Regions from separate parts of the Homo sapiens genome. Here region 1 is linked to region 2. A link is a loop called in an ENCODE intact Hi-C map of the cell type or tissue named here. Cell type or tissue: Panc1. All regions are shown on one strand. Links, peaks and the distances in the headings refer to the core of each region. The heading gives the core; the rest is flanking DNA. Region 1 overlaps RNF214 (ring finger protein 214). Region 2 holds the start of BACE1 (beta-secretase 1).

Region 1 (4,220 bases), core at 1-4,000, 79 kb after region 2:
AAGGAAAAGTCACCTGACCATCTGTCAGGAATTTTATGAAAGGGACTCCTGCACCTTTTCCAACTGAGATGATATGCCTCTAGATCTTCTATTTGATAATGGCTTCATATAACAAGGACAGTTTAAATACTTACCAAATTCTTTTCAATATCTTGATCTGTGTTTACCTCTGAATCAGCTGTCTTAAAGTCAGTCTATAAAGGAAAAAAGTTATATTTAGAATCGTTCAGAGACACTTTAAAAGAGGCAGAATCACTAACACCTAGAATTCCGCCACAGGTAACTAACTTTTTACTCTTTCCCCTTACCAGCTTCCAAGCAAGCTAAGCAATGTAGTTCTGGCAAACGGACACCAACATCCACGCTGCATTAATCATCGGTCCCACAAAATAACCCAAACAAGACCCAATGACTGACTGAGAGAAAGCCTCAAGTCTGAGATGAGACGTCTGCCCTCTACAGTCTGTTGTGCCCATACTTTCTCCTACAACAAAGCACACCCGTCACTAGAAGGCAGGATACACTGTACTTCTTAAGATGTGACTCAGAGAATTAACAAGGATTCTTCCTGCAAGGTCAAAGATGATAAATATGAATGCTAATGTCCTGCACTCATCAGTTACTCAGTGAAAGAGACTACACGTAGGTCATAAAGTTCCTACTTGCCATAAGATTAGACAATGGCTACTGGCTTTCTTATTTACTGAACATCAGAATGAAGTCATTGTATGGCACTGTATGAGAGTAGTATGATGGTTGCTAGCAAAAAAAACAAAAAACAAAACAAGCCAGCAAGTTCTCCACCAAATATGAAGAAATATCTCCCACCCTGAACCCCACCACCCCCCAATTACATTTTAGTAGTAGAAACTTGACACTTGACCTGTACAGCAATGTTCTGAGAAAGCTTCAGGGAAGAGCTATCTTGATCATCATCCTGATCCACTCGGACTCCTTCAACCCCATTTGCTGGAGACACTACAGGTCGGAAATCCAAGCTTGTGTCCCTGTTACCTTCCTTTAGGATGGAGGTTTGTGGGGATTTCTCTTCAGAGCAATTCCTGGAGGCAAGCTGCTTAGTATGGCACCCTGCCTTAAGAGACCGAGTGACTGGATGGAGGCTCTCCCGAAGGCTTGTGTCCCCCTCCTCTCCTGCTGTGCTGGCCACATCCTTCAAATCAGACTGAGACCCACTGCCAGAAAGACAAAGGGCTGTGGCTATCAAGTTTTCTCCTAAAACCACCTGGTGCGCTGCTGAGGTGTCACCTGCTGATGAACCAGGATTCTGCTCTGAGTGCTCCAAATGGACATTTCTGTTATTCTCCTTGGTTATTGTTTGGCTACTTACACTCAACAGAGGCGAGTTCTTCTGCTTCTGTGCAGAGTCTTTGGTGCTATCAAACACACAAGATAAAAAGAAAAGTATATAATACTTTCAACCTAACTACTAGAAGAACAAAACTAGACTACGTAAACCCTCCCGACTATCATAATGAAAGAACTTAGTTTCAATCCAATGATTTCTATCCTGTATGCAGGTAGTATAGCCTGGTGGTTAAGACCTAGTTTTTTGTTTTTGGTTTTGTTTTTAGAGAGGTTCTAAACTCTGTCACCCAAGCTAGAGTGCAGTGCCGCCATCAAGGCTCACTACAGTCTCAACATCCTTGGCTCAAGCAATCCTCCACCTCAGACTTGTGAGTAACTAGGACTACAGGCACATGCCACTACGCCCAGCTAATTTTTTGTATTTTTTGCACGGTTTTGCCATGTTGCCCAGGCTGGTCTCGAACTCCTGTACTCAAGGGATCCATCTGCCTGCCTCAGCCTCCCAAAGTGTTGGAATTATAGGCGTGAGCTGGCCAAAAACCTGGGTTCTACAGTAAATGGCCAAACATAAATGATTCTGAAGATCCAAATAATTTTTGAGTGCCAATTTTAATAACTTTTGGGGATACCGATGAATTAGCCTAATACTAGTTAGAATATTTAATTTAGTTACATGTATTAATTTAGTTATACATAATATTATAATCAAATATTAACTTAGAAGTATTGTTTTTATTCCTCTCTCACCTTTCACAGGAATAATTTTCATTCAAACTCATTATACAGATCTTTGACCAGAACCACTTTTTAGGTTCTTCAACAGTTTTCCAGAGTATAGAACCTACACTTTAAGTTGTCTAAAGTACAATTTTGAATCCAAAATTGAAGCTGTCAATAGAAATTTTATCCCACACAGTAAGTATACATATGCTTAACATTAGGATATTCTGTCACTTGTCACAGCCATTCAAGGTATTGCTTTTATTTTTTATTTATTTATTTATTTTTTGAGACAGGGTTTCACTTTGTCACCCAGGCTGAAGTGAGGTACTGCTTTTTAAAGGGGACTTTAAAACATATTTACAATGACATCCAACATTCACAATTGCACATCTTTCACCCAGGAATTACGCCTATGTTTAATTTCTTTGACCCCACCCTCTTTTTTTAAACTAATTCTATAACTGACACTCTTAACCATACCCAACTAGCAATGGGGATTCAAGTTGATGCGTCTTTGTTTCCTCAGTCGTACTAGTTCAAAATAAAACAACTGAAAGAATATCTCGCTGGGGAGCAATGGCTCATGCCTGTAATCCCAACACTTTGGGAGGTCAAGGCAGGAGGATCATTTGAGGTCAGGAGTTCAAGACTAGCCTGGGAAACATAGCAAGACCCTCTCTCTACATAAAAATTTAAAAATTAGCCAAGTGTAGTGGCGTGCACCTGTAGCTTCAGTTACTTGGGAGGCTGAAGTGAGAGGACTGCTTAAGCCCAGGAGGTGGAGGCTGCAGTAGGCCATGATCGCACCACTGTACTCCAGCCTGGATGACAGATGGAGACCCTGTCTCAATAATATTAATAAAAACACTCGAAGCTGATTCCTTCCTGCTGGGAGTTAACTGTGAGCGGGTGCTTAATTAAAAATTCAGGCATATACAGTACCTGAGTTTGAATCCTGACTCCGCCCACCATTTACAAGCTGTTTGACTCTCGGCAAGTTACCTCATTTGTAAAACAGAAATAATACTATCCACCTAACAAGACTGTTGTGAGGATTACATGAGATAATGCACATAAAGTACTCAGTACAGTGCCTGGCACATAGTAAACATTCAATAAACCTTAGCTGCCATTATTACTAGTGTATGAAGTTGATTTTATTTATCAAAACTCTGACTCCAACATAGCTTGGAAACCTTGGGCAAATTACTAACCTCTCTGTGTCTCAGTTTCCTCACCGGTAAATGCGAATAATATTATCACTACCTCCTGGGACTGTTGTGAAGATTAAATGTGTTACCACGTATGGAACTGTAGTTAAGTGTTAGCTACTGTATTAGGGGACCCAGGTACACTGGAAAAGAGTTGAGGGACGGCCAGGTGCGGTGGCTCATGCCTGTAATCCCAACACTTTGGGAGGCTGAGGCGGGCGGATCACAAGGTCGGAAGATCGAGACCATCCTGGACAACATGGTGAAACTCTGCCTCTACTAAAATACAAAAAATTAGCCGGGTGTGGTGGCGGGCGCCTGTTGTCCCAGCTACTCAGGAGGCTTAGGCAGGAGAATCGCTTGAACTCGGGAGGCAGAGGTTGCAGTGAGCGGAAATCGCGCCACTGCACTCCAGCCTGGGTGACGGAGCAAGATGCCATCTCAAGAACAAAAAAAAAACAAAAAAATTGACGGAGCTAGGTGCAGTGGCTCATCCCTGTAATTCCAGCACTTTGGGAGGCCAAGACGGACAGATCACTTGAGGTCAGGAGTTCAAGACCAGTCTGGTCAACATGGTGAAACCCGGTCTCCACTAAAAATACAAAAATTAGCCGGGCTACCAAGCAGGTGCCTATAATCCCAGCTACTAGGGAGGCTGAGGCAGGAGAATCACTTGAACCCGGGAGGCAGAGGTCGCAGTGAGCCAAGATCGCACCACTGCACTCCAGTCTGGGGGACAGGGCAAGAGTCTCTCTCAAAAAAAAAACAGAGTTGAGGAAGAATACACAGTCAGCCTCTTTATGTAGAATGTGGTCCACATTCATGGACTCAACCAACCATGGACTGAAAATATTCAAAAGGATAAACGTTTGTGATGATGGACATGCTAATTACCCTGATCTGATCACTATACATCACATACACCACAACATCACTATGTACCCCCATGAATACGTACAA
Region 2 (4,512 bases), core at 248-4,247:
ATGGTGAATTCCCGTCTCCACTAAAAATACAAAAATTAGCTGGGCGTGCTGGCGCGTGCCCGTAGTCCCAGCTACTTGGGAGGCTGAGGCAGGAGAATCGCTTGAGGAGGCAGAGGTTTCAGTGAGCTGAGATCATGCCACTGCATTCCAGCCTGGGTGACAGAGGGAGACTCCGTCTCAAAAAAAAAAAAAATTAGCCAGGCATGGTGGTGTGCGCTTGTAATCCCAGCTACTCAGGAGGCTGAGGCACAAGAATCGCTTGAACCCAGGAGGAGGAGGTTGCAGTGAGCTGAGATGAAGCCACTGCACTCCAGCCTGGGTGATAAAGTGAGACTGTTTCAAAAAAAAAAAAAAGGACTCAAAAAGTAAGTAACCAGAGTGGGCTCTCCCAGTTACTAATTGAACCAGAATTAGAACACTGGTGGTATTGGAATACTTCTGATTCTACAGAAGTTTTAAATATTTAAGTCATCAAATCCATCCAGTTTTTGGGTTTGTTTACCTTCTAGGGTTTGTTAGGGAGGTCTTCTTCAATATAAGATCATGAAAATATTCTATTTTTCCTGTAGTTTTATTTTAATGTTAAATTCTTTAATCTATCTGGAGTTTATTTTCAGAGGAATGAAATTGGATTTGGTTTTTTTTCCTTCCAAATGGGCTGCCAGACGTCCCAACAACAGTTTTTGAATAATGCGTCCATTTTCCTCTAATACGAATGCCATCTCTATCATATCTACAATTCCCATAGATACATTTCTCTATTTTGATTTCGATTTTTTTAACTTGTGTCTAATCATCTTATTGATTAGGGTTTTCTATCCATATCATATAATCTGCAACTAATGATTCCTTTGCTTTCCAACATATATAACACTTTTTCCATTTTCTTGTCTTTTGAGTCAATCAGACCGGTCTGAACCGTGTAGGATAAGAGTAGAGATAATGATCGGCCGGGCGCGGTGGCTCACGCCTGTAATCCCAGCACTTTGGGAGGCCGAGGCGGGAGGATCACGAGGTCAGGAGATCGAGACCATCTTGGCTAACACGGTGAAACCCCGTCTCTACTAAAAATACAAAAAATTAGCGGGGCGTGGTTGCAGGCGCCTGTAGTCCCAGCTATTCGGGAGGCTGAGGCAGGAGAATAGCCTGAACCCGGGAGGCAGAGCTTGCAGTGAGCTGAGATCCCACCACTGCACTCCAGCCTGGGCGACAAAGCGAGACGCCTTCTCAAAAAAAAAAAAAAAAAGAGTAGAGATAATGATCTTTCCTTTCCAAAGCCTGCCTTTAATGGGAGTAACGTAGCCTGTTATTACTACATTTGTTGTTGTTGTCGTTATCTTGTTTAAAAAGTTTCCTGGCTGGGTACAGTGGTCCATGCCTATAATCCCAGCATTTTGGGAGGCCGACGTGGGCGGATCACTTGAGGCCAGGAGTTCGAGACCAGCCTGGCCAACATGGTGAAATCCCATCTCTACTAAAAATACAAAAATTAGCTGGGTATGGTGGCGCATGCTTGTAATCCCAGCTACTCAGAGGCTGAGGCATGAGAACTGCTTGAACCCGGGAGGCGGAGGTTGCAGACTTGAGACCATGCCACTGCACTCCAGCCTGGGTGACAGAGCAAGTCTCCTTTTCAAAAGAAAAATGAAGATTCCCTTTCATTTTTTAAAAAAATTAAATCAGAGTAACTGCTGAATTTTATCAATGGCTTTCCACATTTGATAAACAATATATTGTTAAAACCATACCGGCTTTTCTCCTTTAAGCTATTAGAACTCTAACGCTTTTGGTTCAAGGCTTTAAGCTCTTACCAGTTAATATAGAGATACTTTTCGGAGTGTTAACACTTTAAAGCTATCAACAGCCATTTCTCCTCAGTCTGGCTGATGGTGCAGAAAATCAGAGGAGCCATAAGGATTCAAGTAGAGCCTCAAGGGCACAAACAGGTTCAGATGGGAGAAGACCCACTGGCTCTTACCTGCCCGCAGATCGCAGGCGCAGGAGAAAATAAGACAACTGCACTTTCCCCTTTTGGACCCTGCTCCGCTGGTTTGCAGCCTGGAAAAACTCTTCCTCCCCTTTCATCCTGCTCCCTCAATCTCTGCTCGTGAAAATCCTACCCATTTTTAAACGCTCAAATTAAATACCACCTTCTCCCACTGAGTCTTCCCAGATCCCCTAGATGTCCCTCCAAATCCCTACTCCTTAATGCCACATCGTATAGTGTGAAACCCCACCGCGGCAGGAATCACTTAACTGTCCCGTGTAGAATCACCGTTTATTTCTCTCTGTATCTCCAGCGCCTGGCAGTGTGCCTGGCATACAGTGGGTGCTCCTTCCATGCTGAAAGAAAGACTGACAGACGGGAGGTGTGCCCCTCTCCATCCGTCTGGCCCTTCCCGCCAGGGCCTTGCAGGGCGGACTCCACCTCGGCAGAGGGCATCCCAGACCCCTCTCCAGCCCCGGAAGCCGGATTGCCTGCCATGGGAAGACTACACTTCCCAGCGATCCCAGGGAAAAGCGAAAACCTTTTGGCTTTGACAGCCGCCGCCACAAGTCTTTCCGCCTCCCCAGCCCGCCCGGGAGCTGCGAGCCGCGAGCTGGATTATGGTGGCCTGAGCAGCCAACGCAGCCGCAGGAGCCCGGAGCCCTTGCCCCTGCCCGCGCCGCCGCCCGCCGGGGGGACCAGGGAAGCCGCCACCGGCCCGCCATGCCCGCCCCTCCCAGCCCCGCCGGGAGCCCGCGCCCGCTGCCCAGGCTGGCCGCCGCCGTGCCGATGTAGCGGGCTCCGGATCCCAGCCTCTCCCCTGCTCCCGTGCTCTGCGGATCTCCCCTGACCGCTCTCCACAGCCCGGACCCGGGGGCTGGCCCAGGGCCCTGCAGGCCCTGGCGTCCTGATGCCCCCAAGCTCCCTCTCCTGAGAAGCCACCAGCACCACCCAGACTTGGGGGCAGGCGCCAGGGACGGACGTGGGCCAGTGCGAGCCCAGAGGGCCCGAAGGCCGGGGCCCACCATGGCCCAAGCCCTGCCCTGGCTCCTGCTGTGGATGGGCGCGGGAGTGCTGCCTGCCCACGGCACCCAGCACGGCATCCGGCTGCCCCTGCGCAGCGGCCTGGGGGGCGCCCCCCTGGGGCTGCGGCTGCCCCGGGAGACCGACGAAGAGCCCGAGGAGCCCGGCCGGAGGGGCAGCTTTGTGGAGATGGTGGACAACCTGAGGGGCAAGTCGGGGCAGGGCTACTACGTGGAGATGACCGTGGGCAGCCCCCCGCAGACGGTAAGGTGGTCAGGCCAGCCCTTAGCCCTCCGCCTGCATGAGCAGAGGGGAGACAGGATGGGGATGCCTCAAGCTAGCCCCTGCTCAAATGGGCTGGTGGGGACAGCAGGAGGGACCCCTCCCCAGCCATTCCCCGGGGGTCACGTGGTTGTTGGCAGAAGTGTTCCCAAGCTCCCCATTCCCTCCTCGTCTCCCCTGGCTGCCTAGTTCCCCTTGCTCCTCATCTGACACATACGCCGTCTGGAAGGATTTGAGGCAAGACAGACACATCAGCTGGGGACCCTGACCTGGAGGAAGGGTCCGCCACAGGGGCACTATAACAGGTGTCAGCCCCCTCTGACAGTGGCCCAGTCCGAGTCTCCCAAATCCCACCACTCTAGAGGTTGGCCACCCAACCTTGTCCCCTCCTCTGATTCCCACCATTGTTCCCAGTACCTCCAGGACCAAGGAATCCTGGCAGCAGTTGAATAAGCACCTTGCTCCCACCATCTGGGCTGCCACTGGTACGGCAAAGTGAGGTTGTCGAGGCCCCCCTGACTGCACTCCGCCCGGAAGCCCTGGACAGGCTCCTGCCGTCCCCTCCTCCTCCCCTTCTCCCTCTCGCGGTCTACACTCCGGCCCCTCCCCCACCCCACACCTCCCCAGGCCAGAGGGGAACTGAACTGAGCCTGGTGAAAGAACAAATGGTAGGAAAGGAGCCAGAGCTCCCTTTTAAGAGTGGGACTCCTTCCATGGCGGGGGAGAGGGGAGTTACAGAGAAAACACTGTTATGCCCTCCCCATCCTTCCTGACAATCTCCAAGGTACCTTCAAGGTGGCTGGTGGAGGTGGCACCCTCTGCACCTCTGTGGGTGAGCAGCCCTCCATGTGGGGTGCTGTGGCTGACCTCTGTGTGCATCTGCCGCCTCTGTGGGGCAGTCCGGGCCCGGGCAGCCCTGTGGTTCTGTGTATGCTGGTGCGTGTCACCTTGAATCTGATCCTGCACATCTGTGAGCCACCTCCGGATCTGTGTCTGGGAAGTCTGTCCTTGGGAGGGTCTGTGAAGGTGGGAGTGTGTTTGGGGTGGGCGGAGGGGACAGCCACACTTTCCTGAACTTCTCAGACAGCTGGATCTGGGAGAAACACAAACCCCCACCTCCCAATTACTTTACAGAAGCCAGCCTTCCTAGGTGCGTGCTCCCCAGCCCTACCTCTCAGCTAGTCGAAAGCCTGGTCTTCCCCACTTTCTCATCCTCTTTC

Evidence for each region. Peaks named below come from ENCODE experiments on the same cell type or tissue, not always from the same donor. Only the 100,000 strongest peaks of a DNase experiment are listed, where the experiment ranks them.
Region 1: it touches region 2 in a loop (4-fold over the local background); 58 of 110 quality-filtered maps call a loop at or near these places.

Annotation. Positions count from the first base shown.
Region 1 is chr11:117,235,775-117,239,994 of GRCh38, reverse strand. RNF214 (ring finger protein 214) reads right to left here. Exons shown (of 15, transcript NM_207343.4): 3 at 884-1,394; 4 at 135-194. Among named protein-coding and RNA genes, the nearest start is that of RNF214, 5.2 kb to the right of the region's middle. RefSeq lists a silencer at 1,088-1,382 and an enhancer at 3,699-4,200. In Panc1, for the core only: no CTCF peak of the experiment used is centred there; no DNase peak of the experiment used is centred there.
Region 2 is chr11:117,314,297-117,318,808 of GRCh38, reverse strand. BACE1 (beta-secretase 1) reads left to right here and starts at 2,553. Exons shown (of 9, transcript NM_012104.6): 1 at 2,553-3,274. The coding sequence starts at 3,014. RefSeq lists silencers at 2,825-2,914, 3,005-3,114 and enhancers at 3,643-4,164, 4,165-4,512. In Panc1, for the core only: no CTCF peak of the experiment used is centred there; a DNase peak (open chromatin) is centred at 2,458; H3K4me3 peaks cover 1,909 bases; H3K27ac peaks cover 662 bases.